3 separate regions of the Homo sapiens genome follow, and all the other regions are linked to region 2. A link is a loop called in an ENCODE intact Hi-C map of the cell type or tissue named here. Cell type or tissue: B cell. All regions are shown on one strand. Links, peaks and the distances in the headings refer to the core of each region. The heading gives the core; the rest is flanking DNA.

Region 1 (10,149 bases), core at 2,421-7,420, 150 kb before region 2:
ACTCCTGACCTCAAATGATCCACCCACCTCGGCCTCCCAAAGTTCTAGGATTACAGGCATGAGCCACCATGCCTGGCCACCACTATTTATTTCCACAATTTTTTAAATCATCCCAGACTGAAACTCTGTAGCTGTTAGACAATTGCTTTTCATCCTCCTTGCAGCAACCCTTGGTAAACACTATTTTACTTTCTTGATAAATTTGGCTGTTCTAGGTACCCCATATAAGTGGAATCATACAATATTTGTTCTTTTGTGTCTCAGTTATTTCACTTAGCATAATGCTTTCAAGGTTTATCTATAATATGGCATGCATCAAAATATTTCCTTCCTTTTAAAGACTGAATAAAATTCTAAAGCATGCATGCATATACCACATTTTGTTTATCCATTCATCCATTGATAGGCATTTGTGTTGTCTTCACACTTTGGCTGTCGTCAATAATGTTGTTATGAATGCTGGTGTACAAATATCTGTTCGAGTCCTTGATTTCAATTTTTGGGTATAAACCTAGAAATGGAATTGCACAATCATACAGCAATTATATGCGTAACTTTTTGAGGAACCATCATACTGTCTTCCATAGTGGGGCACCATTTTACATTCCTACCAGCAATTCACAAGGTCTCTAATTTTTCTACATTGTCACCAACATTTGTTTTCTTCTCTCTCTCTATCTTGTTCTTTCTCTCTCAGAACCTAGCGGGTGTGAAATGGTATCTGATTTGTATTTCCTGAATTATCAGTGATGTTGAGCATCTTTTTCTGTGCTTCTTGCTGATATGTATATCTTCTTTGGAGGATATGTATTCAAGTCGTTTGCCCTGTTCTAAATTATGGAGTTATTTTGGTTTGTTTGTTTGTTTGTTTGTTTGTTTGTTTATTGCTGTTGAGCTGTAGTAGTTCTTTATATATTCTGGATAGTAATCCTTTATCAGATATATGATTTACAAATATTCTCCACTTCTGAGGGGTGTTGTTTTTTTTTAATACGCTGCTTCACGTTGATTCACAGTATTTAAATCCATTTCTAAAATGAGGGGCAGTTAGGTTGTCTACTTAAGAAGTTAATTGTTTCTAAGGTTTAAAAAATAAACAGCATGGCCACAAACATTTTTGTGCATGTCTCTCTCTCACACACACATTTTTCTAGGGTAGAAAACTAGAAGTGGAATTGCTGGTGTCATAGAGCAGATTGGAAAATGATAATGTTTAACAGTGTAACCTAAACATGACTGAGGTGTATAAGCAGCAAAGAGCTTATTATTGGAACTATCACTAGTTACTTGGTTACACTATATGTCTCATTTCCACTAGATAAATTCTAAGGGCTACTGTTTTTATTGTAAAAAAATATTGTGATGATGAATGAGTTTGACTGTCTAGTGTCGTCATTTGATCACATGGCTGAATTTCTAGGAAACAGGCCTTCTAATGGATCATTGCCAGCTTTAGCCTTAAAACATTCTCAAATTGTTTTGTCAGTGAAACTATTACATTCTGGAGCCAAATTGGTTCCAGGCACCTGCAATGACAAATAGAAAGGTATTTTTAATTTTTAAAAATAGTTTTTCATTTTTAATTGGGAATCTGAATTAGGATTGAGAGAGATAGGTTGTTAGAGAAGCAGATATCCCAGAGGCTGTTATTAACTGAAATCAGTTAATGTCTTATTTCTCCAAAAACATATGTGGCAGAGCACTGCATGAAGAAGGACCTTATTCTTAGCCTCTAACACCCAAGTTATTGATCTAGAAGGGGAGCCAACACACTAGGCTGTCCTTTCACCTAGATGCTGGTGCTCAAACAAATAAGAACTGATCAACTATAGACGCACCTTTAGAACTGGCCTAGACCGTAAGTAGTCTGCAAGATCTGCTTTAAACTTAAGTGTTTTCACGTTAAAATGAACATCACACTTTCTAACATTCCTAAATCAGCCAAAGACAACCAAAATAAAACCACAAAAAACCTGTTCTATTTAAAACATAATTTTTAGGGAACACTTATACACTGTTGATGAGAATGTAAATTAGCTCCACTCCTATGGAAAATAGTATGGAGATTTCTGAAAGAACTGAAAATAGAACTGAATAGTAATTCAACTCAGCAATCCCATTACTAGGTACCTAGCCAAAGGAAAAGAAATCATTTCATCAAAAAGACACCTGCACTGTTATGTTTATCAAAGCACTATTCAAAATATCAAAGGCTTGGAATCAATGTAAGTGTTCACCAGTGGTGGATTGGATTTAAAAAATGTGGTACATAGACCAAGCGTGGTGGCTCATGCCTGTAATCCCAGTACTTCAGGAGGCTGAGGCAGACAGATCACTGAGGTCAGGAGTTTGAGACCAGCCTGCCCAACATGGTAAAACCCCGTCTCTTCTAAAATACAAAAATTAGCCAGGCATGGTGGTGGGCACCTATAATCCCAGCTACTCAGGAGGCTGAGGCAGGAAAATTGCTTGAACCCAGGAGGCTGAGGTTGCAGTAGCCGAGATCGTGCCACTGCACTCCAGCCTGGGTGACAGAGCAAGACTCGCTCTCAAAAAGAAAAAAAAGAGAAAAAAATGTGGTATATATACACCATGGAATACTATGCAGCCATAAAAAGAATGAAATCATGTCCTTTGCAGCAACATAGGTACAACTGGAGGACATTATCCTAAGTGAATTAATGCAGAAATAGAAAACCAAGTACTATGTGTTCTCACTAATAAGTGGGAGCTAAACAATGGGTGCACATGGACATAAAGAGGTAAACAATAGACACTGGGGACTCCAAAAGGGGAGAGGGAGGAAGGGGAGAAGGGCTGGAAAAACTACCTATTTGGTACTAGGTTTACTACTTGGGTTCACCAGAACCCAACCCCAGAACTATGCAATACACCTATGTAACAAACCTGTACATGGAACCCCCGAATCTATAATTTAAATAAAATATGATTTTTGATAATATTGGTATTGGCTTTTATAATTCCATGGACTTGATCAAATTTTTAAGATGACTGTTATGCTCTGGGTCAATTGCAACAGAGAGTATAGTTTTATAGAACAAAATCTTTAGAGTGGTAAACTAGATATTCAAAATCTAAGTCATTGAGGTTGTCAGAATAGGTCATTGCTCACCCTCCCACCAGTCAGGTTGAATACTTGTCATCCCAGAAGTAGACAAACCTGTCTTTGATGCAAAAGGCTCTGAGTAGACGTCTTAGTTTAAACCAGAGGGCTGTTATATTAGCAAGATCACTGATTTGAGCCAGAAGGCCTGGGATGAAGTTCTCATTCTATCACTCACTGCTTGGATAGTCTCAGACGAGTCTCTGAGCTTGTCTAAATTCTCAATTTCCTCATCTACCATAGGATGATGACAAAACCATAGTTACTTCAAAGGGCTGTTCTGAGAATTTAATGAAACGGTCCATATCACAGTTGTTGAGGAACTGTAAAATCTGTAAATTGTCACGTAAACAGTGATGGAATGAAGGCCCACACCCTGAGCAAGAGCGTGGTTAATAATGACAGCCACTGGCAGAGCCGGTGCAGGGACATTTAGTTAAAACAAAACTAAACAAACAAAAAACCCCAATAAACTTCAGACAGAGTACTCAGTGGGGTTTTCTATTCAGCCATTACCAGAGAACTTCCAATTTAATATGCAATAAAAGGTGCTTAACACGCAATTAATATTTCATCACCTTTAGTTTTGCCAGGGGAAGTTTTGACCCCAAATAGTTTTAATATTTGCATGCCACAAATTTAATATATATGTATTGTTTGCATATCAATTTTGCCAACTGTGATATAAATCATGGCCCTAACCTGAATAGATTGGTAAGGGTTTATAGTACAACGGAAGCTATGACCTTGGAAGAACAACCTGTCTCAATGATGGGGGTTATTTATTATCTTTTTTCTTTTGGCTTAAGTTTGTTTCAGTAAAACATTCAAGAATTTTGAGATAAAAGCAGTTAAGAATCCCCAACTGTTCATCATATGAAGCTCAGATGTTCTTGTGTCTTAGTTAAGAGCTACGCTCAGCTTATGAGTCAGAGCAGTTTGTATCTAAGCACAGATCTTCATCCTGACAAATAAACATAAATTGTATTAATCCTGGAAGTTATTCATTAGATATTGATATGATTAACACAAAGTTCCTTTGAAATGAACATTACATTCATCCTACGAAATATGACAAAGATAAACTGCTCAGCGGGATAGCTACTTTGGAGAAACCAATTTTGCCAACCATTCTTCCCCGCCCCTCACCCACCAGCAAAGCTCTATGATTCAAACAGGATTTCCTGTATGCTACCAGAAGCATCCATGACTTTTTTTTTTTCCTTCCAGTACTTCTAAAGTTCCCCATTTTGGCCTTTCAATCTCTTACCCACATTTTTTCCTGGGCCCCCATGTATGGTATCATGCAAGCTGTGCCTTCTGGAAGATTACCTGGCTGAAGGGAAGAGCACAGGCTGACATCTAGCCATGCACTCTTGCATGGGTTTGTGTGTGCTCAGAGGAAGTGGTGCCTTTTTCTAACTTGTACGAAGGTGCTGTATGGGCTGGAAGAGGCCCTGCCCTGTCTTCCTCAATGTCTTTCTTATTCCTTTATCCTTCACCTCCACTTTTCCATTATTTGGACTTCAAATCGCCTCATCACCACCCATCAACTGGTCCCCTTCCTGTAACCCTTCTTGCCCTCTGCCCCTCTCTAGCCACCCCATGGGCCATTCCAAAGGTCTCTCACCCTTGTGTTTCCAAAGAACCTCTCCTAACTTGAATATCTTTTATAGGACATATCCAAATGCATGTTTTTATAGTGTCATTTAAGGCACATGAGATAAAATAAACTTTATTGGTTTGTTGCAGTTTCCTGAGTATTGAAAAAAGGATGAAGACTAGGTTGGGTTGAAACAAAATTATTAAAAGCAAAACAAGAAATGAATGTTTGCTCAGCTGATCATTTCCTATTGAGGGTTCTCTGTGCAATGTGGTCTATGAAGAGTTCACTGTTCAGCTTTAAACAGATTGAAATGATCCGTGGGGGGAAATAACACTAAACCCAAGGACTGTGTGGAAGCGATGCTCAATGCCGGCCCCCAGGCTGCTGTGGAAAGGCCGGCTGTGCAGGCGTACGTGTTCAAGTTGAAGGAAGCCTTTGAAAGCTATCTTTTAAACAGAATGAATGTGAAAAGCTACTGGGGAGGAAGAAAAAGGCAGCACAGAACTGCCACTTGAGCGTTGCTTCCTGTCCATGTGGCTCTAGCTCTTTGCTGACAGTTATTCTTAGGCCTTCTTTGGCTTCAAAGATTTCCTCTTTTCTATTTTTGGTAGCAGAATATGGATTTAGATCTGCATAACCCCTCTTGACTACTAATCTGTGCCCTGAAGTGAGTAGGGCTGTTGTTTTCTGTAGCTATCAGTTCTCTTTCTTTTCAGCACCTCCAAATGATTTTTAATATTAAGGACACAGATTTATGGGAAGGAGTCGTTGAGTTTTCAAACTGATTTGTAGTCTCTTAATTTGCACATGCCTTTCTCCAGCAGGGGCATCTCAGAGATCATCTCAAGTAATGGGGCCTGACTTGTGTGATGAGTGAAAGAATCCAGGTTGGTAAAACAGATGGCCATCGAATGACCAAAAAGTAAGCAAGGAAGATTTGCATTGGAGTGACATGTAATTGATTAAGCACAATTCTATTTTGGAAAGAAATAATTGATGCCTGTGTCCTCCAAAATTAGCTTAATCTATACAAACTGCACCACAAAGCTACAAGCCACCCCAGACTGGAATGCTAAGGACCCAGGCCCTAGCAGAGGAAAACACACTGCCCAAAGCGAAGCGTTTGTAGGGTGTTTCATTTCGTGCCCTCTAATTCTATGTTTTAAATCACTTCTGTTTTTTCTGATCTCATGGCCTGACTTTACTGGACCATTAGTAACAATAACCTTTCACAGATTCTTTTTCATCCAGGTACCTTAATTTTTTTTTTTTTAAAGAAATACTAAACCCTTGAGTCCTCTCATAAAAAATATGGGGCCGCCTACTTGGCTGACTGCAGAACCAGGGATCAGGAATGCTGCCCACCCAGCTCAGCTGCCTTTGCCACGTGGTCTTAATCAGGGTCTCCCTCTGTGGCTTTAAAAGGGTGACAATCTTATTCTTGAGAAGGATTACTGTGGGAATGTATAAACTGAAGCATCAAGGCTTGTCCCATCTTCCCAAGACCACTCAGCCAATTTCTGTCTGCCATAGCATCTGGTTTGACCTTCACAATCCTCTACAAACCATGAGCCCATACTCCATGAATATTCCATGTGTGCCATATTTTATTTTATTTTTATTTTGCAACGAACAAAATGAACAGAAGCATATTGGGAGAGGAACTTTGAGGATTAATCTAGGCACTTTGCAAATGGATGATTGGCAAGAAGAAACTCAAACTAGGTCATATATTGGGTTTCCAACACTGGAAGGTATCTTTTAATATATTTTACATAACGGTTTTAAGCAGCAGGCTGCATTATCTGTTCAGTGTTGACAGTGAGCTAAAAAGCTGCATAATCGAGTGCAAAAGAAAGCCCCCCTAAGTCTTCTCCAGAGCATTTTGACCCTGCTGAATTTTTCAGAGGTTGTTTTAAATGTGTCCCAATGTCAGACTTGTTCAGAAAGAGAGCATTGTATCTCCCAAGAGAATGATAATTTGCTCTTTCTTTTTAAAGTGGAGCAAAATGCTAACTTTTAATAGACGATCTAGACTTTTCTGCACTGAAAAAGTCCTCCTTCAGAATTCCTATGCAAATATTCAAACTCCCGGGTTGGGAAAAGGTTAAAAGGAACTGAAAAAGTCTATAGTGGCTCTTTCTGAGATGCACTCCAACACTTGGCAGGATGAGGTGTTCATAGCAGGTGCTGGATTTGCTATAAATGGACAATTTATAAACAGAGCTGACAACTGGGAAAACAGAGCAGTGGGGAATGCTGGCATTCCAGGGGCCAGTGGTTGATTTCCTATCAGATGGTCCTCAGCATGGAATTATTGATAGCTGCTGCTCTGAAAGAAAGCCAGTTGGCTGACGCATAAAAGGGCTGTACCTCAATTCATGCATGATCTGCTGCTAGATATTTTAAATAGGTCAGTGCAAATTAGCTTCTTCAGGTTGGTACTTCCTTAATTAGCAATTTAATTGCAAAGTCTTTTCCTCCCTCCTCAACCTTGACTGAATTTAACACTCTTCCCTCCATGTAATGCCAGAGGAATGGGACCTGGGAGAAATCTAGCTTAATAAATAAATGAGGACCTTGAGGGAGTGGGGGAGGAATCAGAGCAGCCTTCAGTGACTAAAGCCAATACAGAACCTGGCTAAGACAAGTCATGTGTGAGCAAGGGCAGCATTTTTGGCCGTGTCCTGGGGCAGAAAGGAGCAGGGCCTTTGTGCATGGAGCCCAGGGGGAGAAACAGAAATGTGTGGCAAAGGCATCTCATTTCTCTTTTGCCGTTTGTCAGGAGCTGCCAGTACACTAAGACATTCCTGAGGTCCCTTCAGGAAGGTTCTGCTTTCAAAGTATTCCCATGGGTGCACTCTAATGATCACATTCAAAGTTCCCATGGGTGCACTCTAATGATCACATTCAAAGTTTCCATCGTTTTTATTTATTTTTGGACAAGTTTTTCCCCTATAGAGATGTTTGATGGTGGTCCCTGGATAGACGGCATTGGATAGCATTCCAATGTCTCTATCAACAGCCTTGAATCAGTGCAGAGTTCTGCCCAGAGCTAGTGGAGTGACCATACCTGTTTGTTCTAGCTGCATGAGTGGTTTTTCCAGGAGACATTTGTTTGGCTGGGACTCTATTTTTCTCCTGACCACACCCTATTGTTTTTCTCTTCAGAGGAACAGACTGAAGACCAGACTGATTCTGGAAGGACCTTTGACTTCCTTACAGGGAGTGAAAATTGCACGGGTCTGAAGACTAGGGTGTTGAATTAGGTGCACGTTCAGCACAAGGGATGGTCTAGGCATGAGGGCTGTTGGAGGCAAAAACACAGGGCTTTGAGGGAATCCAGAGCAGGGACTTCCGGGTGCCACATAAGGGCAAAACCCACCCAGAGTAGAGAGGGACCTAAGGCATTGAGGGGGTGGGGACTTTTTGGTGGGAAGTCATGTCTGTAAGTGCAAACTCCTAAGGACCTCTCTTTCCTATGGGAATCTCAGGTTCATTAGTTGTGGTGAGCTCTTTGATAAATATGTGACAAATCTTACTGAGCATCTATTATTTGCAAAGAACTACACTAGGTAGAGGAGATACAAGGAAGTATAAGGTACAGTTCTACCACCAGAAGTTTATGATGGGATTAGGGAGAGACACCATATTCTCATGAAAAGGTGCTAAGTTGGGAGAAACATGGCATGTTAAAGCCATAGACAACGAGGAAATGCTCTAGAAGTGCCCAGGAAGAGTGGCGGCAGGTGGACCAGGAATGGCTTGAAGGACAAGACCGGACTGGAGCTGGGCCTGGAAGGGTGGGAGAATTTCAGTAATTGGATATGTGAAAGAGAGACTATTCCAGGCAGGGGGAAGCTGGGCTGAAAGCCCTGGTGAGGAGCTGACCCCTGTGCTTCGGAGGAGAAAAAAGAAGGTCCTGGGAGGTAAGGCTGAGGGATCACGCAGATCCACAGATCTGATGGCCACACAGAGTGTAGAGTTCATTTTGCAGGATATCTCTGATCAGGGCAGGGAGATGAGGAAAGCAGTATCTGAAGAAGACAAAACAAGAGTGGCAGTCACTGCAGGAGGCCCTCATAGTCCAATCGCGAAGTGGCCAAGGCTTAGGTCTGAAAAGGTTTTTATTTAGAGCGTGGGGTGTGTTCTGCACCACTCTGCATGTACGGAGCCCTCCTTCCCCAGCCTCCCTCTTCCTCACCCACTGCCCTTGTTTACTCTAGAAGACAGGGCTAAGCCTCTACTCACTGGAGTTTCCCCACAAACACACAGAGCCAAAGCAAAACAAAGGCTGATTTAAAAAAAAAAAAAACTTCATTGCTTGACTCTTATTCACTCACTCTTGTATTCCCATTGGTGTCACCCTGATTTATTTGAGGCCTTACTGGACTATTTGGACTGTTGCTTATTTCCATAGCTAACTCGGAAGGCCATCTTTGAGCTCTGGAAGTGTCTGCTCAACTTGACAGAAGGCTAAGGCAGAGCCACAGCTCTGCGGTGGGTGGGGTCTGCCCTGGTGAGGGAGGGCTCACCTGCTGAGAGCTCTGACACTTTTCCCATTCTCTAATACCTCGACATACGACATACGGCCTGCAGACAAACAGCTTGGGTATCATCTGGAGCTAGTTTAAAACACAAAATCTCCACCCAGACCTACTAGATCAGGATCTGCATGTTATGCAAGATTCGGAGGGATTCATATGCATGTTAGAGTTTGAGAGGCACTGCTTTCAACCTAGCTGGATGGAAGAATCACCTGCAGAGCATTAAAAACATTCCCTGACATACTCCCTACTCCAGACAAGTTAAGCCAGAATCTGTAAGGGTGGAGCCCTGGCACTGGTGTTTTTTTTTTTTTTTTATACTTTAAGTTCTAGGGTACATGTGCACAACGTGCAGGTTTGATACATAGGTATACATGTGCCATGTTGGTTTGCTGCCCCCATCAACTCATCATTTACATTAGGTATTTCTCCTAATGCTATCCCTCCCCCAGCCCCCCACCGCCCAACAGGCCCTGGTGTGTGATGTTCCACCCACTGTGTCAAAGTGATCTCATTGTTCAATTCCCACTTATGAGTGAGAACATGCGGTGTTTGGTTTTCTGTCCTTGTGATAGTTTGCTGAGAATGATGGTTTCCAGTTTCATCCATGTCCCTGCAAAGAACATGAACTCATCCTTTTTTATGGCAGCATAGTATTCCATGGTGTATATGTGCCACATTTCCTTAATCCAGTCTATCATTGATGGACATTTGGGTTGGTTTCAAGTCTTTGCTATTGTGAATAATGCCACAATAAACATATGCATGCATGTGTCTTTATAGTAGCATGATTTGTAATCCTTTGGGTATATACCCAGTAATGGGATTGCTGGGTCAAATGGTAATTCTAGTTCTAGGTCCTTGAGGAATCA
Region 2 (10,149 bases), core at 3,371-8,370:
TTATCTATGCCAGTATGGGTCAAACTTTACTGTGCATAGGAATAAACTTGCTAAAATGCAGATTCCGGTTTCCCAGGTCTGGGGTGGGACCTGAGATGCTACATTTCCCAAGCTCCTCGGTGATGGTAATGGTAATGCTTCTGGTCCACGGACTGCACTTTGAGTAGCAAGGGTCTACAGTATGGCACCTCTCCCCATTGTCTCTGTTCTCCTTCTCCAAGCTGAGCAGAGATTCATTTACTTGGGGATAGTTTTTTCAGGAGGAAGGGAACATGAGAATCTTCTGAATAAAGTATCTTAAGAAGCTTTATTGCAGCATGCTTTGGATGTAAAAAAGTGTTATAAAGACAACAACAAAAAATGTGGGGATGGTTTGTAGTCAAATACGCTTTGGAAGTGTTGGGTTTAAAAGTTAAATAGGCTTCTGTATTTCATGACTTTCCAGACCTTTAATTACCTAATGTGCATTGTAACTCTCACAGGGAAACTTCTCTTAAATTCATTTGACCAAAGAATAGTACTTTTTGAAGACCATCTTAAGAGCATAATGTTCACTGAGGCTGGCTGTTTCAGACATTGACATGGGTGGGCACATGAGAGAAGGAACTCTTCCCTAAAATATTGTGTAAATGTGAATTTGCTCCCATTCTAAATAGGTTAAGGGTAATTCTGAAATAAATTGAACTTTAGAAATAAGAGTTGAGCTGTGAAATGGACTGACTGTGGAGTTACATGCATGTAGAATCCTGGGCACATATGACTTTGGAGGAAGAAAACTGATACAAATGGATGAAAAAAGAGTAAAGAAAATGAAAATATTTGAACAGGGATATGGGGCAGGGAGGAGTCACCTAGAGCATGCTTGTATGTGGAGAGTGGTCAATTAAGGACTTAGTCAATGAGGCTAGCACGGGTAGAGTGAGGAAAGACTCGGGAAATAGGAGCCGAGTCCATTCCAGGGGATGGCAGGCAGTTGTCAGTGTTTTAGATGTCCAGTGACTGAACCCCTTTCCTTTTGGGGAGGAATTCCTGAGCTGATAAGGCAGAGGCTTCTCTCATAGAAAAGCTGAATGTGGCAGACCTGTGTTTCCTCAGCCTGCTTTGCAGCGAATTTATGGGCACGTTAACCTGGGTTCCACCAGTCAGAATTGCCTTTCCTAGACTTTTAAAATGCTTTTTATTTAATTTAATTAATTAATTAATTAATTTTGAGACGGAATTTCACTCTTGTTGCCCAGGCTGGAGTGCAATGGTGTGATCTTGGCTCACCGCAATCTCCACCTCCTGAATTCAAGCGATTCTCATGCCTCAGCCTCCCACGTAGCTGGGATTACAGGCATGCGCCACCACGCCCAGCTAATTTTTTGTATTTTTAGTAGAGACGGGGTTTCTCCCTGTTGGCCAGGATGATCTCAATCTCCCAACCTCAGGTGATCTGCCCACCTCGGCCTCCCAAAGTACTGGGATTACAGGCGTGAGCCACTGTGCATGGCCCCTTTCCTAGACTTTGAAGCAGCGCTAAAAGAGGCACTATGGACAGACCTCCATTCTGATGAGGGCAAGACAGCAGTGACTCTATGCTTAGTTCCCAGAGGCAACAAGGACTGTGGTTCCATAGCCAGCATCCAGCATCCAGGGCCAACCACACACAGTACTTGGAGCTGGCCTGTGCCTGGTGTCAACTGCAGCAGCATCTTTCGTGGCCCAGCTCTGTGGCCTGATGTGGGGTATTGTTCTTGAGGGAGAGCCCTTGCACCTGGTTCTGCATCATTCTAGAAACTCCGAGCAGCCTATTTACTTTTGAGGACTTCCTTTTCATCTTAGACGAAGGAGTTCGTTCCCATTTCTTGCAGCTTAGAACACTTACAGACACAGTGGATAATGAAACCTCCCAATTCAGCTTCAGAGAGCTCCAGAAAGCATTTTCAATCTTGAGTTAAAATTCTAGGGCAGACTTTGGGATTTATGAAGGAAGGTCTGAGTGGCCTGAGAGTCAAGCTTCCCTGAGAACCATGGTGAGCCTGTTCGGGTAATAAAAGAAGTAAAGCAATTAATATTACTGCATGAGCACTCACAAAATGCCAGCTAGATGTTCTTATCTATATGTTTCTCATAACAATCTTGTGAAATAAACATGATTATCCTCATTTTGTAATAGGGGAGGCTGAGATACAGGAATTGTAATCAATTGTCCAAATAGTAGGTGTTGGAGCTGGCATTCCAACTAAGGTCTGTCTGACTCCAATTACTGGTACATCAGGCTGCCTCCCAGTGGTTTGGTCCACATGTGGGGGCACCTTCCATGTGTCAGACATGAGGATAATCGTGGCCCATACATGCCTTTGTGGAAGTTAAGATCTGCTGCAGGAGATACAAACTAATATGTTGCTACAAACTGTGAAGGAGAGGAATAATGGGACAATATAGTAGAGAAACCTGCCCTAGATATGAGTGTCTGTGAAAGGAATTGGTTTCTCTGAAGGGGTGCTCTTTGAGCTGAGTTTTGAGGGCTAAGAGAAAACTACTTTGGATGGGAGACAGAAGAGCTTTCCTAGCAGGGAGAACTAAGTACAAAATCAGACATACCCCATGCTTGGTTTGTACCCTGAGAACTCCCCCAAGTACAGCAAGCTGGCCTTGTGATTTAAATGGTCTCTGCTCTATTAAAGACAGATACAGAAGAGTAATGAAAGGAAAAGGCTAAGAGTTCCAAAGTCACAGAAGATGGAGGATAAACCTAGTTCTTGGGTAAAATGTTTCTGGAGCCACCTGTCTGCCCAACGTCTTATCCTATCTTGGGAAACGAGCCCCCTCCTGATTTCTGAATAAAGAATGAGAAATCGGCCGGGTGTGGTGGCTCACACCTGTAATCCCAGCACTTTGGAAGGCCAAGGTGAGTGGATCACCTGAGGTCAGGAATTTGAGACCAGCCTGGCCAACATGGAGAAACCCCGTCTCTACTAAAAATACAAAAATTAGCCAGGTGTGATGGTGTGCTTCTGTAATCCCAGCTACTTGGAGGCTGAGGCAGGAGACTTGCTTGAACCCAGGAGGCAAAGAGTGCAGTGAGCTGAGATCCTGCCACTGCACTCCAGCCTGGGTGGCAGAGCAAGACTCTGTCAAAACAAACAAACAAACAAACGAGAAATTGGGCTGACGACAGCCTCACAACAGTGTCAGACTTTTTGCTGGCTGCTGCAGGCATGTGGTTACCAGTGAGGGAAGAGGGGCGCAGCACACATGGAAGCCTGTCATCTATTTTATATGGGCTTAAGAGAGACTCAGGTGCACCAGACTGCTGGGTTCTATTTCTCTGGACACTGCCCTTTTTCTTTCTTGGTCTCCTTGGAGATGCTCCTCATCAAGGTATGTGTAGCAGGATGATGTTGTAAATATTATTCCTATTTTTATATAGAAATTTTAGGGGTAAAAATCCAAATATAAGGTCCAAATGTATGGTTTGAAAAGCCAACATCGCCGATTTTTGTCGATTAAAATCCCATGTGACATTAAGGTCAAGCTTTAAAGTCACCGCCTCCAGGAAGTCTTCCTTGATTATCCCAAATAGAAGTGATGTCTCATCCTGTGGACTTCCTGGTACTCTACAGGGCACCATTCTTGGGGCATAGAGCATGTCTGCTTTGTATGGTTGTTATTTGGGTCTATGTCTTCTTATCTTCTCAGCTCTAGTGAAAGTTTAATGAGTAGAGGCGCTATGTACCATATGGCATTGTAATGATCAAAGTGTTTTGTACATAGGAAATGCTTTCGGAAAAAAATTGCTAACAGAATGGCAGCTGAAAATCAATTTCTTGGCCAGGTACAGTGGCTCAAGCCTGTAGTCTCAGCAATTTGGGAGGCTGAAGCAGGAGGATTGCTTGAGCCCAGGAGTTCGAGACCAGCCTGGGCAACATGATGAAACCCCATCTCTACAACAAATACAAAAATTAGCAAAATTAATTGAGCATGGTAGTATGCACTTACAGTCCCAGCTACTCAGGAGGCTGAAGTGGGAGGATTCCTGGAGCCTGGGAGGCAGAGGTTGCAGTGAGCTGAGATCACACCACTGAGCTTCACACCACTGCGCTTCAGCCTGGGCAACAGAGCAAGACAGTGTCTCAAAAAAAAAAAAAAAAAAAGAAAGACAATTAACTTTTAGTAAAAGCCTTCTTTTTTCATGATCATTTGAATGCCTACCATATTTATTTATATTTAGAATATTGTTGTTATATTTTATTATTGAGGAGCTAAAACAAGCATTGAAAAGACAGGGCTTGGTACCTGTTATGGAGTGAATTGTATCTTCCCCCTCCAAATTCATGTATCCTAATCTCTGATACCGCAGAATGTGACTGCATTTGAAGAGAGTCTTTAAAGAGGTAATTATTGTTAAATGGGGTCACTGGAATTATCCCGCTAGGATTACCAACGTGACTGGTGTCTTCATAAGAAGAGAGTAGGACATAGACATGTACAGAGGGAAGAGCATGTGGAGACCCAGGGAGGAGGCGATGGCCACCTACAAGCCAAGGAGAGAGGCCTCAGAAGTAGCCCACTCCTTGATCTTGGCCTTCTAGCCTCCAGAATCGTGAGACAATAAACTCCTGTTGCTAGCCTCCCAGACTGTGATACTGTGTTATGGCAGCCCTGGCAAACTAATAGAGTACCTATGATTTTGTTTATTGTGTGGGATAATCAAGGAACTGAGCCCTTTATTAAAGACTTTAAATATGCCTCTACAGTATAATGTGAGATAGGAAATCTGGATTCAAATCCTGGTCCTGCTACTTGCTCACTGTGCAATCTCAGACAAGTCACTTAACCTCACTGAACTTTGATTTTCTCAGTTGTACACATGTGGAAAATGCTATATTTAACTTGTGGGGTTGTGGAAATAACTAAAAAAACAGCATAGAGGTGCCCTCTTCCCTCACCCTCCTGTGGTGGATACTCACAGAATGGAGGGAAGGACCCTGGTGTCCTGTTTCCCAGCTGAGCACATGGAATTCTCTGGTTGCAACTTGAACAGCAACCTGAGAGATGAAACGTGAGCTAGCCCAGCACCCCACAGTTTGAGGCAGGGCGATATGGGTGCTTGCTTCCGAGCGAGGGCATCTCTGGTCCTGGATGTCCATTTGTGAGTTTACAGGCAGGGCAATTTGCCCATTCCCCAGTCATTTTCACAGCAGCTGGTGTCATAAATTACCACAATCACAAGTCCTCTCAAAGCGGGGCATTCCTGACATGGAATGAAGACCTACAGCCCCAGAGCATCTGATGAGATTGGATTTGTCAATAAGGGCAGTAGCCAGGCCCACGGGTGTTTGAGTACAAACTCTGGGGTCAGCAGCTGGGGCCACACCTTGGGAAGCTGCCCACTTTACTTAGGTTGTTTGCAGTAAAGTAGCTTCCGCAGTGGTTCTGAGGAGGAGGCTCCCGGCGCTCTCCCTAGGCGACATTCTGCTCCATGCCTGGATCTGGGCGTCCCACCCTCTCCCTGGGGTGCTGACAGTCAGAAACCCAGGCGTGTCAGGAAGAGCTCAGAGTTGGGCAAGCTCTGAGAACCATTTCAGCTCAGTGAAAGAGGCCGGTTAAGTTTTTGGTTTCAGAGGAGATACTTTCAGGGGGGTGAGAGGAAAGGGAAGAGGCCAAGATGCAAGGTCTGGCTGCCATTGGTCAGGGTCAGCCTGGGCTGTGGTGTTAAGGGGGTTTCAGCAGCCACTGTTGTTTCTGTTGCTCTGGCAACCAGAGGAGAAATACACAACGCCCAGTGCAGGTGCACAAGTGTTGAGTGCAGGCCCATTTCCTCCAATCGGCCCCAGCCAGCCCAGAGGCAGCGACCTAGGGGCTCCTCCCAGGATGGCTAGCTGAAAGTTTTGGTGTGTGGAGGCTGAAATGTGGAAACTAAATTTGAAGGGCGTTGACTACAGGGGCTGTGGGCAGCACCTGGTGGCACCCTCCCTCTCACGCAGGAAAGCCGGGCCTGGGGCTTGGATGGGTCAACTGGATCTCCTGCCTGTCCCTAGTTGGTTTTCCTGCTTCCGGTGGCTGCAGCCCCAGCAGCTACATCCTGGATCCTATTGAGGAAGCTTGGTGCTAGGTCAGACCCGTGACTTGCAGCTCCACCCTGGAGCTCTGGTGCGAAGCTGTGGCTGCCTGGGAGGGTGTGAGGGTTCCCTTATTCTGGTGCCTCCCTTTGCTGAGCTTGCAGCGACCCCCGACCCCCAAGCCACTCTGCTAGGCTCTCCCTCTGTAAAGGTCTCTGATTAACAGCCCTGGGGACTGGTAGACACAGGTTCAGATCTCCGTCCCTGACTGATTGAACTTCTTTGAGATTCTGGTTTCCTTACCCATGAAGTGGAAGTAGTCAAACCCATCTCAAAGATTTGTGAGGAAGAAGTTTCTGTGAAAATACCTAAGGCAGCACCTGACACATAGTAGGTGCTAAATAAATGGGGTCTTTGCCTCTTGCGTAAGAGCCAGAATTCAAGAGGCCTTGATTTCTGATGCATTTGCACTCTCTAAGCTGACAGCTGGGCCTATTCCCTTGCCAGGAGTTTCAGGACCAAGGCCATCCCGCAAGCCCAGTCCATCAGCACTTCCTGAAGCTCTCTCTTCTCAGTATATCCAGAAACTCTCCACTCCCACCTCTCTCACTGCTACCTTATCCCAGCTCCATCACCTCTTACCTGGATTACTGCAGCTGCCTCCAAACTAGGCTCCCTGCTTCTGTCCCTGACTGCTCAAACTCTTCCTACTCAGCAGGCATCCTGCTATGCCAGTAGTCATCAGATGGTGCCTCTCCTCTGTTCAGAGCTTGCCAGAGTCTGCCTTTCTCATTCTGGGCCCCGCTTCTATTACCTCATTTCCCACCGCTTCCCTTTACTCTTTCTACTCCTGGCCTCTTTGCTGCTTCTTCAAAGTAAGAAGCATGCTCCCAAACAGGACATTTGCACGTGCTTTTTCCTCTCCCTGGGTGTCCACTCTGATGTCCTTATGGCTCATGCTCGCTTCCTTCAGCTTTCCACTCAGCCTTCCCCTTCTGAGCAAGGGCCTCCCTGACCACCCATCTAAAACATCACCCTCAATCCCCATCACTTCCTACCTCCCTGCTTGCTTTTTCTTCATATCCCCTATCATAACCTGAAATATACATTTATGTGTTTATTTTTGTCTTACTCTACCAAATGTAGGATTACCAACATTTCCTATCAAAGTGCAGGAAATGCGGTTTCTTCCTGTTGAGTCTTCACTGCCTAGCCAGTCTTCACCTGGCTCTTTCTTCCTGTTGAGTCTTCACTGCCTAGAACAGTGCTTGGCATACAGTAAACACTAAATGAATTTAAGTTGAATAAATGAATGAATGGATGGGATAGGGGAAAGAATATATATACATGTATCTACATATATTTAAATCTACATTAAGTGAAAGTGTTCATATATTTAGTTATACACATATATTTCTCTAGGGATATCTCCTTCGAAGAGAACATATGGAGATATATATATATATATAGATACACACACACACACACAAACACATATATCCTGAGTTGCTTCTGTCAGTACAGTACAGTCACTACTGTATTTGGGTGGCCTGTCCTAGCCCTTCTCTCAGATGATGATAACATTCTTGGGGCATTGGCTTGGGTGTAGGAGTTGGTTGGTGTGGGATCTGTGTAGACTCTTTGTGAGAGACCTGTGGAGAGCTGCATTTGTGTTTGTTGATGGTGGGTGACTGAGGTAGGCTTGTTGGGGGGAGGAATAAGGACATCGAGGCTATTGGAGGAGGCAGGAAGATGGAAGGGAAGTCATTGAAATAATCTTATGGCCATGGGTTTGAAATTAGTATCTGTCCATAGAGAGGTAAATCAGAGGCATCCAACGGGGAGGAGAATATCTCCAATCAGGAGGTGCTCACACAGTTTAGCGGCTTCCTGTCAGGTGCTCCCGGTGACACTCTGGGTCTTTTCTCCTCTCCCCCATAATTTTCTTTAAAACACAGTGTAAAGATAAGGGTAAGAATCACTTCAAGTAATGTGAGAAAACTGTAAGGAAAGAGGAAAAATGAAAATGCTGCCAATGGCAGGAAACGGCACATTTTAATCTTCTCAAACTAAATGGACTCCGCGTTGCATCTGGAATTGTGTGTGCTTGATAAACCTAATGTGGAAGCCCTTTGCTAAACATCTGACAAGAATCAGCCTCTCCATGAAATGTGAAAAGATGCCCCCACCCAGTTGTTAAGAGGCTGCATAAGAGAACAGAAAAAGTTTGCGCAGCTAACACAACACGGGGCTTGCCAAAATCATCCTGCCCTAATTCTCTTGTCAGCAGAGCCACTTTTCTGAAGAGCTAGCGACTCGTGACTTGGTTGCTGGATTCTGCCTGCCCTTCCTGCTGTGTATCCCCCACCCCACCCAGGACCCCTGAGCAGAGCACACCCTTTCTCTGTATTTTCACTTGTTGGGTATTCTTCAGGGCTTGAAGCCTCAGAAATTCCGTTGAGAACACAATGCTCTACGTTCAGGATGTGAACGGCTACAAATGTCGTATTGCTTATCTCGCTCTGTGCAACACCCAGCAGCTGCTGGCCTTTAACGAGGAGGCGGCACAGGGCTCAGGGAATCATCCTGTGTGTGCTTTGTTCTTGCATTTTGCAGCTGATTTAAGAGCAAGAAAGGAACAAACCCCATCTGATGTCTTTACTCCAGAGATCATCTCACATCCTTCCTAGGGCAGGAAGAGCAGGTGACTGGGACACCGGACATTTGGCAAGCTGGTGGCTTTCCTGCGTTGGCATGCTTTGCCGGGGTTTTCATGAAAAGACAATGACCTTTACAAAAAACAATGACCTTTGCAGAGATCTCGAAACCCTGGCAACTCAGCAGCAAACTCAGTTCCAAAAGCGTTCCTATTGCCTTTCCCAGCAGAGTTGAATAATTGGAAAGTAAAGAAGGACTTTTTAAAAATCACCAAAGTTTTTGGCAAATTTTAGGAGCTCTTTCCCCCACCCTGTAATTAAAGCAGAAGTAAACAGTAAAAGAATATCAAATTGCAGCTCGCTTCAGGAATAGATGCCCAAATAGAGCTGCTGCTTGTCCTAACCTGTGCTTTGAGACAGAAGGACAACCTCTCTGGGGAGCACTCCAATAGGTCCCCAGATCTGACACATCAAGATTAAGACATGAAGATTTGGAGCTGAGAGAGGAGAAAGGGTGAGTCATCTGGGCATTATCCAAAGAAAGAAAAAATGTCTTCCTCTTTCAAAGTTGCCTTCTCTGCACCATCCCTGAGCCCCTTCTGGTTGTTGGAGGTCATCTCCTGCATGGTACTACCTCACCTTGAAGGGGTTCTTAGGTCCAAGGCGATCAAAGCAGTCCTGCTCCCTGCTACACAGTGTGTGTGAATACTGTGTCAGACTGACTTGGTCTGTGTCTCATCCACTCATCAGCTGGTAACCCCAGACAAATTGCTGACCTTCTCTAACCTTCAGTTTTCTCAAGTCTACAAAGAGGGAACAATAGTATTTACCTTATAGGGCGGACATGGGACTTAAATGAAACAGTGTAAAGTTCTTGAGGCATAAGAACCACTCAAGCATTGATGTTACATGTATCAATAGTTAATTTCTTTTTACTGTTGTCCCATTGTATGTACATATCACGATTTGTTTATTCATTCACCTGTTGATGGATGTATGGATTGCTATTGCAAATAAAGCTGCTACTGTTTGTGTACAAGTCTGGTATAGATACATTTTCCCTTTTTTCTTTTTCTTTCTTTCTTTTTTTTTTTTTTTTTTTTTTTTTGAGGCAGAGTCTGGCTCTGTCGCCCAGGCTGGAGTGCAGTGGCACAATCTTGGCTCAATGTGACCTCTGCCTCCCAGGTTCAAGTGATTCTCCTGCCTCAGCCTCCCTAGTAGCTGGGATTACAGGTGCATGCCATCACATCCAGCTAATTTTTGTATTTTTAGTAGAGATGGGGTTTCTCCATGTTGGTCAGGTTGGTCTCGAACTCCTGACCTCATGATCCATCTGCCTTGGCCTCCCAAAGTGCTGGGATTACAGGCGTGAGCCACTGCACCTGGCCATTTTCCCTTTTTTCTTGGGTAAGTACTTAGGGATAGAATGGCTAGCTCAGATGGTA
Region 3 (10,149 bases), core at 3,093-8,092, 170 kb after region 2:
ATTTATTCCAAGGAACATATTCTATATGTTGCCAGTGGAATGATTTGTCTTTTTCCAGGGATAAAAACTAACCCAAAGGCATTCTGGCTTTATTTAAATCATTCACAAAAGGAGACATTTATTATGGTTGCTATAGTTCTGCACTATTGAGCAAAGTGCCTTGATGTTTATATGCCTGTGGGTCTAGTCCTACTATGAGCTTCCAGAAGGAACTGACCAAGTATAAGAATACTAGTAATATGAGAGTGCCTTATTACATTAGCTGTCTCCAAAATAAGGTTAAATTTGCAAAACATTCAAATGAAATGGCTATCACCTGGTTGTACCATGAGTTATTGAGTCTTAGTGGAAGATCACTAATTTATGACACTAAATTTTTCAGTACAGATGTGAACATTTTTCTGTATTTTAAAAAATCCTTTTTCCTGACAGAGCAGCAAAACCAATTTATTCATTCAACAAAAATATTTTAGGAAATTAGTTTGTGCCAGACAGGGAACTTTAGCATAAAAATGGAAGCTCTCTAAAAGGATTGAGGGGAAATTATAGAGCTGAAAACTACAATATTAGAAATGGAAAATTCATTCAATGTGTTTAACTACAATACTGAACACAACCTTTACTGATCCTGAAGAAAAGATCAGTAAATTTGAAGGCAGTTCAATAGAAATTATTTAAACTAAACCATAAAGAGAAAATGAATGAAGAAAAACAATAGAATGTTTTAGATGTGAGACACTGTTAGATGGTCTGATATACAGGAAACTGGTGTTAAAGAACAGGAAGGAATAAGGCAGAAGAAACATTTATAGAGATAATGGCTAAGATTTAATCCAAGGTTAATGAAAGACATTAATCCACAAATCAAAGATCAGACTCTCCTAAGAGTTTCCTATGCTACTTAGAATAAATTCCAAGATCATAGACTAAAAGTTGCTTTTGATTTGGCTGTGGTTTACCTCTGCAACCTCATTTTCCTGCATACTTTCCTCAGTGAATTCATTCCAACTCATCTTTCAGCTCTTCTTTTAGATATTTCCCTGGCTGGTGCCTCTGGATACTCAGATTTCAGTTCAAATGTCACCTTCTCTTGTCTGACTCTTACCTCTCTACTTGTCAACTCCAGCCCCATTCTCACCTCCCTTTTACTCTCTATTTAATTATTTTGGATTTTTTTCATAGCACATATAATTATTTGAATTTAATTTATGTTATGAATTCACTATTTTATTCTTCACTCATTAGAATGCAAGCTTCTTGAAAGCAGGGAATATGTATTTTTCATCATTGTGTAACATCAATTCTTAGAAAAGTGTCTGGCACATAGGTAGAAGGTCATCGTAGGGGTGTGTGTGTGTGTGCATGTGCGTGCACAGTTTCAGAAATTATTGGGGCCTGTCAAAATTCTGAATAGCTCAGCTCATATTTACTGATGCAGCTCACTCTTCCAGCTCATCTGCACTTCCTCCTTCTGATTCTCATGTTGGCAGGACAAGAGAACACAGAACATGATATTATCACAACATTTTTACCACAGCACACACTTAAGGTTAACCCATCCACAAAGATGCTTATGAAAATCAAACAGAAAAGAGAATAGGAAGCAGGGGGTGAGTGGTTTATTTCTTTTAGACCTGCTGCTTGAACTTACTTAGACTCCTCTTAGATCTGGAGCTGAATTTTTTGACATTCCTGGTCACTTTTTCTACTCAGAGCTGAGTTGGGGTCAAGAAAGGAAAAATAAACTAGTACTTAAATAAAATAGCATACATTTGAATAAGTCTCTTAATTTTTCTAGGTATTTTATCCTGCTAATTCTATTCCTACAGCATCTGTATAAAGAGATAAGCGGGCCAATCTAAAAGGATTTCTAATGAAGTTAGAAAACTGAGGTTCAGCGAGGCTAGGTGACTGTGTAAGTCTATTCTCACACTGCTATAAAGAACTACCTGAGACTGGGCAATTTATTAAAAAAAAAAAAGGTTTAATCGGCTCATGACTCCACAGGCTGTACAGGCTTCTGCTTCTTGAGAGGCCTCAGGAAACTTACAATCATGGTGAAGGCAAAGAGGAAACAAGTACATCTTCACATGGCCAACAGGAGACAGAATGACAGGGGAGGTGCTACACACTTTCAAACAACCAGATCTCATGAGAGCTGTATCTCAGCACTAGGGCAATGGTGCTAAACCATTGGACACCGCCCCCATGATCCAATCACCTCTCACCAGGCCCCACCTCCAATGCCAAGAATCACAATTCAACATGAGATTTGGGTGGGGACACAGAGCTAAACCATATCAGTGACTTTTCCAAGATCTCACAGAAAAAAAAGTCTGGGTTCCAGGTAGCCAAAGTTGTCTTCTAACATTTTCTGCCAATATTAATCTCACATTTTCAACCTCTAAGTCTTAGGTTACCTGCTAAGGATGTTTTCATAGATATGACAATTGAAAAATAGAAAATTATAGATTTCTGATGGGGAGAAATAAATAGCAAGAAATAGTCTTATCACAAGGTCAGAATTAAGACCTTAACACTCTCGAAATTCTTATTGCCCTTGTTTCTAATACAGGCACCATTTAAGCTTATTGTCTCGTTTTCTTCTAGAAACCAAATGCCAGATCATTATTCCTATCATTTCTTATATTCTGCTCATCAGATAGTTTAGTGTTTTTAACCAGAAGTTTGAAGACATAATATAGAAGAAATAAACTCCCAAGTACCCTATGAAAGGGGAAAATTAAACAAGTCATCTTGGTGAACTTCTTGCTTCAGATGCCATCTTACTGCTTTTGTTTGCAATCTTACTGTTGCCTTAATATCTCTGAAACTTAATCATTGTCATCATGAAACTACCATCCCTAATATGAAATTATTTCAGTTCTCCAGTTTTCTCCACCTAACAACTTTGTGTCTTTACCAAACTTCTCATTTTATAAAGTTTTCAACTATGGCTTCAAGGACTGATGACATGACTAGGATGTCTGGTACTGTCCCAGATTGTCCTCTAAGTTCAACCTAACATTTTTCCTGGGTAAAATTCAGCCAAATGCATTGTCTGATGAGAACAATGCTGTGCACCTGGAAAGGAGATAGTGCAAAGAGCCTCCAATTACAAACCAGCATAGGAAATAACTTATATACATGTAATATGAAGACGTTCATTTAAAAATTACTTAGTGAGAGCCTAATCCCTACTTGACCCCGGGCCAAATTCTAGAGACATAAACATAATAAAACACAGTCTCTACACTCAAGCTCATAGTGAGGAAGGCTACTGAAACTATCCACACCCTAGGAGTGGACGTTGTAGTTAGAGTATTTATGAAGTTCCTTTGTAATCTATGAAAATGCTAAGTAAATATGAAGACATTTTGAAACAACCACAAAACATTTGTAAAAAAAAAAACAACTTTATTATTCAAAAACGTATTTTCTGATCTTTTTTCCTTAATTTTACCTCCAAGGGGTTTCAGACTCCTGAGTTCCTCTTACCCAGTGGAAGAATGGCCAGCTCAGATGGTTGGGAACATATCAAACACTTTCTAGCATGTAATATCCACTCAACAATTTTTGTTGAATGAATGAAAGCAGGCAGAATTTGAATAATAAACTGAGATGGAATAGGGCATAGGAAGACAGGATATGGAAATGGAGTTTCATCGAGAGTAAATATACACAGCAGAGGTTTTCCTACTTTCTTGGGGTCATAATCCCCTGAGAAAAATCGAAACCAATTCCGATTGCTCCAAACATTTTATGTATCAAGCAGAGACTTTATGATATAGGACCTTGCCAACATTTCAGGACAGGTTAAACAAACAAACAACAACAACAACAACAAAAAACAAAACAAAAAACCACAACTTTTATGTCTGACTTTCTTTTAGGAAAGATACTTCTAATTTTTTCTTCCTTTTTTTTTTTAATTGTAGGATTTCAGATGCCTCATTCATCGGGCTCATTCAATATGCTCTTTTTGTTGTACAGGTTACATAGGCATCTCAGAGGAGATATTTAGTTGGATGAATAAATGGATCTAGAAAAATATCATCTTATTTTGACAAAGGAAGAAAGGTGAGAAAGGCAGGGAAGCTCAGGGAAACTGATGCTAAGAGGGGCCTCAAGAAAGGTGAGATTTACCATTCGTGGCCATACCAAGGAATTTAGTTACAGATAGATCCTTCTATGGGCACAGTAGCTGGCACCTCCACTAGAACAATTATAATCATTTCTGAGCATCAATCTCCTAAATTATAGAGATGCATAAAAAGATTAGATGAACTCAGTTTTCTAACTTCAGTAGAAATTCTTTAAAATTTGCTACTTATCTCTTCATATGGACGCCACAAGAATATAGCTAACAGAGATTAAATACTTGGAAAAATTAAAAGACCTATTCAAATGTATCCTATTTCATTTAAGTACTAGTTTGTTCTTCCTTTCTTGACTCCAAGTCAGCTCTCAGTAGAAAAAATGGTCTATGAGAAAAGAATGTCACAAAAATGTCAGCTCCAGATCTAAGAGGAGTCTGAATAAGTTCAAGCAGCAAGTCTAAAAGAAATTAACTCCTCATCCCCTGCTTCCTATTCCCTTTTCTGTTTTATTTTGACAGGCATCTGTGTGGATGGGGTACCTTAAGTTTGCTGTGGTAAAAATATTGTGATAATATCATGTTGTGTGTTCTCTTGCCCTGCTGTGATGGTTAATACTGAATGTCAACTTGATTGGATTGAAGAATGCAAAGTATTGATCCTGGGTGTGTCTACGAGGGTGTTGCCAAAGGAGATTAACATTTGAGTCAGTGGACTGGGGAAGGCAGACCCACCCTTAATCTGGTGGTCACAATCTAATCAGCTGCTGGCTAATTTTCTGTCTGGCTAAGCAGACAGAAAAACGTGAAAAGGCAAGACTGGCCTAGCCTCCCAGCCTACATCTTTCTCCCGTGCTGGATGCTTCCTGCCATCAAACACTGGACTCCAAGTTCTTCAGTTTTGAGACTGGGACTGGCCCTCCTTGCTCCTCAAGCTTGCAAATAGCCTATTGTGGGACCTTATGATCATGTTAGTTAATACTTAATAAACTCCCCTTTATATATATAATATCCTATTAGTTATGTCCCTCCAGGGAACCCTTACTAATACACCTGCCAACATAAGAACCAGAAGGAAGAAGTGCAGACGAGCTGGAAGAGTAAGGTGCATGAGTAAATATGAGCTGAGCTACTCAGAATTTTGACAGGACCAATAATTCCTGAAACCTTTGATGTCTGTTTTATACATACACACACACACACACACACACACACACACACACACACACACACTGACCTCCCACAGTGTGCCAGTTAAAACAATGAAATCCCAGAAGAGTTAACTTGACCGAGTCTGAGAAAGCATTACTAGATATCTAAGGACAAAGAAAGAACAAAACTATTTTTAAAAATCTGAAAATGTTAAAAGCTCCAAGAAAAGAGTTAAGATGTGTCTTAAGAATTCAAAAGCCCTCAAAGCTAGCAGATAATAAAGAGAAGAGTGAGTTGACAGTGACAACAAGGCAAATTCTGGCCTTGAATTGCAATCTTTAGGTTCCAGGCTTAGGACTCTCAGAAATTTCATAGCTCCTTGGTTTTGAAATAATGTAAACAATGGCCTAGAAAGACATTCCTGAGAAGTAGACTGGACTGCAGATAAGAAGCTGGACCCAAGGCTCAGGCTGGTGTTAAGACTGTGCAATCTACTTCTCTGTGAAACTTTCTTGGGGGTGAGAAGTTTAGAGTCAACAACTGGAAGAACTCTGTAGAGAGGCGTGGCCCAATTGCTGCTTCCTCTTTTCTCCTGGGGGCAAGTTTCATCAGTCTCAGAGCCCTGCTGTTTGTCATGGGAAATGGGGTGATGGCTGTAGTTCCTGTCTCAGTCTTATTGGTCGATCATACCCTGTCAGCGACCTAGGACATGGTAAGCACTCAAGCACACCATAATTATTTAATATTGATGCAGGGGCTGCCACGACTTAACAATATATTAATGACCAATATTTCATTACTGTGGGTTTGGGGACAGTCAGCCTTAATAGCAGGAGGCTAAACCAGAGTGACTAAAGAGCATCAGAGGATTTCGGATAGCACAGGCGGCAAAGGTCCATAGTGAGACAGCCACGGGGCAAAGGCAACTGGCTTTCTTTACTGAAGAACTACTTTGTGTCGGAGAACCTACTATAAGGAGTTATATTAGAGGTGAAGTTTCTCATGCATGGAGAGACTAGGAGTGATGGTTGACCCCAATATCTTTTTTTTTTTTTTAGAAACAGGGTCTTGCTCTGTGGCTCAGGCTAGAGTGCAGTGGCATAATCATAGCTCACTGTAGCCTCGAGCTCCTGGGCTGTAGGGATCCTCCTTCCTCAGCCTCCTGAGTAGTTGGAACTACAGGTGTGTGCTACTGCATCCAGCTAATTTTTAAAAACTTTTTTTGTAGAGACAGATTCTCACCCCCTTGCCCAGGCAAGTACAGAGATCCATGTACTGGCGCGGTGGCATAGTGGCTCATGCCTGTAATCCCAGCACTTTGAAAATCCTAGGTGGTAGGATTGCTTTAGCTCAGGAGTTCAAAATCAGCCTGGGCAACATAGCAAAAACATGTTTCTACAAAAAATATTTTAAAATGTAGCTGAGTGTAATGGTGCATGCCTCTGGTCCCAGCTACTCAGGAGACTGAGGCCAGAGGATCATCTGAGCCTAGGAGGTCAAAGCTGCAGTAAGCCATGATCACACCACTGCACTCCAGCTTGGAAGACAGAGCAAGACCCTGTCTCAGAAAAAAAAAAAAATGTTTAAAGAAGACAATTAATTTAGATATTTCAGGATTCCCACAAAATATCAGCAGCTAATAAAATCCTGTGCTAGGCCTTACCAAGACAAAATAACATTTAGCCCTATATTTGATGCCTCTCCCATAAAGTCTCAATTTTCTATTGCTATTTAAAAAAATGATGCCATGAAAATACAAAGCAGCTGAAATGAATTATGAGTCCTTTTCGGGGAGGAGAAGGGGGAAAATCTTTCCCCAGGGGCACATTTTTTAAAGTTCCTCTTTCTATTTGAAATGCTTCCTGACTTGAAGCCTTGCAAGAATTTCACAATTAGATGGGTGCAGGGAAGAACAGTTCTGCAGAGTAGCAGAACATTTCTTGCAAATTAAAAAATTATTTGGTTCTGTCGCTAACCTTATTCAAAACTCACTCAATGGTTTACAAAATGCCGGTTCCTCTTAGTTATTTCTTATCAGTGTTCTTATGCAGAGAAGTGTATAAAATACACTGTATAAAATTATGAATGCTAATTGCAAGATTTTCAGGTTCTTAATATTAACAAAGATACATCATAAGCCATCTTTGTTAATCAGCAAATTAAACCTATTACACCAAGTCGACTTCTAAGATTTGTCAAAGTATAATTATTTTTAAGTTAAAAACTTAACTCTCATAAAACATATAGTGAGCAGATGTCAAAGATTTATTTAACTCAACGAGAGAAGAAGCAGAATGACAAAGCTGGAATAAAGAAGAGTATGACAACCATCACGTGGATAGTCATTGGAAGTAATTCTGAAATAAGAGTGCAAAGTTAGACACCAAACTGGTTAATGTCCTACAGGGCAATAAAGCCATAACCATCGGGGTTACCCTTTTTTTTTCTGGACAGATGTCTTTAGCAATGTAACATTTTCTATGGGATAACATCAAACTTTACAGAGTCTGGGTCCTAATTAGTAAGACACACAATGTTACCTCCCCCTAGAATATCAGATGACTTTTGGGCAAGCAGATTAAAAGGTATGCATTCATCTTTTTTCTTTATTTTCAAGATTTGGATAACTCTTCTTAATGGATCTTAGAAAAACATGCAGAAAAACCCAGAATTCTCCAGGAAGAGTCCAGTGTTCCCATCTTTATTAATCTGGCTTAGCTGGCATTTGTATTGTCACGGGAGAGAGTCGGGATAAGGACAACATAAATAGGAAAGCTTGATCAAGAATTCCCTTACTTCACAGTTACTGCCTAAATGCAGATATTAATACTTAAAGTCAGCGGATGTGAAACTAAACAGCAAGCTGAGCCCAGCCCCTCTCACAGTTTGCTGCTGTCTCAGGTCTCCTGACATGACAGTGCTCACGTCATTTGCAGCCAGAGAAGCCCCAGCCTCACCCAGCACCCTCCTCAACCCAGTGCTTCTCCCATCCACTCATTTCCCCACCACCGGGGACCCAAGCAGCCTACTTCCTCTGAATTACCATGCTTATCCTCACTCATATTTTGGCTTTGTTTCACTGTTCCCCTGGATTTTATGGTTGCATTCATACTGCAGTATAACCAGTATAAATCAATACTTAATGATTTCGTATTTTTTCGCACACTTTTTGTGGACAAAGCCCAGTGACAGGTCTCTCTCATCTCTTTCTTTTTCAGTTCACACCAGCACCTGGCCTCATTGTCACAGATATATCCACAAGGGCTTAAATTCTTATAATCTGCTAATTCTTTCACAGTCTGTCTACGAGGCAGGGCACACCCGGACAACTTGAACTAGAGATCAGATATGAGTCTCTTTATGAGGAGCTTAAAATAAAATAGGATGGAGAAAAATAGAAAAACCAGAAACACTGCCCCACCTTTGTTTTTTTAAGCCACTGCTAAAGAGCCTGCATACAAGTTAAGCTTGTGAGACAAAGTTTAAACTCAAGATGTGTGCATTAGGGGGCAAGTAATTGGTACCCACTGGGTTGGGCCTTCTTGGAGTTGGTAGCTTTTCATACCCACTGGGAATGTCTTGTCCCTTTTTCACAGCCACCCAGATCTTATTTTCAAATTTTAAATCTCAGTTTCCTAAGAAGCTTCCAGTGGTTTTCCATCCCACAACCTCCTATAGCACTCATGGTAGGAATCAGTTGTCTGGTATTACACACATGCCATATGTTGCCAACATCCTCTAAGCTTGAAGCATGGCTCACAACTCCTAAGCAGGATAGCAGGGTTTGTACAGTCCTGGTTGCATCTTGTACTTCTTTATATATAAGAACCCTCATAGCTCTATATTGGAGCTCAATACAAATTGCTTATTTTTTTGAAGCTAGGCCTGAGTTGAGCTATTAGGAAAAGAAGGATGAGGTTTGGACAAGTGAGCAGAAAAATAATGAAGCAAAGGCATAGAGGTAGAGAGTGTCTGGAGGAGGTTAGGCGTGGCTGTGCAGAGTTGCAGTAGAGATCCACTTATCCTAGAAGGAGAGTCAGCCAGAATGTGAGAAAGGAGGAAGGGTAGCTTAAAAGGGATCTCAAGAGCTTGAGAGAAATGTCATACTCTGCTTTATAGCACCTACTAATGTGTTAATGAGCCCTTAGTCATGTTTAATGAATAAGCAAATAAGTGAGTGAATGAATTAATGAATAAAATATTTTTAAATCTCTCTCTCTCTGTCTCTCAGTTTTAATTCATTTCAACCTCGCTTTAGTCAATGCTATACTCTCCAAAATAGTGTGAGAGGCTTCATGGTTTTCTGTTAAATGATATAATAGACAAATTTCACCATATAAAATGGGATAAATATGCGGTTTTTAACCCATGCATTGATTTTTTTCTTTTGGTCTGACATTATTATGTATGTACAAAGTCCTTAGAAAATATTTCCTAAGCCCCTCAAACTATAAAGCTGGCAACGCAGCACCCAGGCTGACTTAAAATAGCAATCTGATTAATTATATTGCCTTGAAGCAAAGATGTGGCTAAAACACTGATTAGTTCCCTTTATTCCAAAAATCAGTTTAAAATTTTTAAAAAGTAGAAATAATTGAGTCTGAAATGTTCCTAATTCATGCAAGGAAAATGCTTTTAAAAAAAAACAAAAAATCTGTAGGTTTGGTTTTTTTAAATTAAAATGATGGGTTTTTTCCCCTCAATTTTACCGTAGAACTCACACTTATAAACTTCTAGGAAAGAACCTATACTCCGAGGAAATATTTCAAAATCATTTAAAATTAGATAAAAATCAGCAAGCGTAAAAATGTCCACGTGACTGTCTGAAAATACAGTTCCAATGTTAGGATTGAAGGCATGATGATTTTTTAAAATGGCACAGAGGAAGCACATTATTCAGT

Evidence for each region. Hi-C counts contacts between places; a loop is a spot of excess contacts. Peaks named below come from ENCODE experiments on the same cell type or tissue, not always from the same donor. Only the 100,000 strongest peaks of a DNase experiment are listed, where the experiment ranks them.
Region 1: it touches region 2 in a loop (4-fold over the local background); 2 of 110 quality-filtered maps call a loop at or near these places.
Region 3: a loop joins it to region 2, with 10 times the contacts of the local background. A loop is called at or near these places in 2 of 110 quality-filtered maps.

The regions. Positions count from the first base shown.
Region 1 is chr5:56,731,448-56,741,596 of GRCh38, reverse strand. No RefSeq gene overlaps it. Among named protein-coding and RNA genes, the nearest start is that of MAP3K1, 79 kb to the left of the region's middle. RefSeq lists an enhancer at 4,963-5,012. In B cell, for the core only: no CTCF peak of the experiment used is centred there; DNase peaks (open chromatin) are centred at 3,396, 4,586, 5,186 and 7,256; H3K4me3 peaks cover 2,785 bases; H3K27ac peaks cover 4,776 bases.
Region 2 is chr5:56,584,694-56,594,842 of GRCh38, reverse strand. All of the region lies in intron 1 of C5orf67 (chromosome 5 putative open reading frame 67), which reads left to right. Among named protein-coding and RNA genes, the nearest start is that of C5orf67, 16 kb to the left of the region's middle. RefSeq lists enhancers at 5,574-5,833, 5,964-6,043. In B cell, for the core only: no CTCF peak of the experiment used is centred there; DNase peaks (open chromatin) are centred at 4,082, 4,512, 5,772 and 6,802; H3K4me3 peaks cover 1,711 bases; H3K27ac peaks cover 4,444 bases.
Region 3 is chr5:56,411,202-56,421,350 of GRCh38, reverse strand. No RefSeq gene overlaps it. Among named protein-coding and RNA genes, the nearest start is that of LINC01948, 65 kb to the left of the region's middle. RefSeq lists an enhancer at 5,967-6,016. In B cell, for the core only: no CTCF peak of the experiment used is centred there; DNase peaks (open chromatin) are centred at 5,830 and 7,080; H3K4me3 peaks cover 3,297 bases; H3K27ac peaks cover 5,000 bases.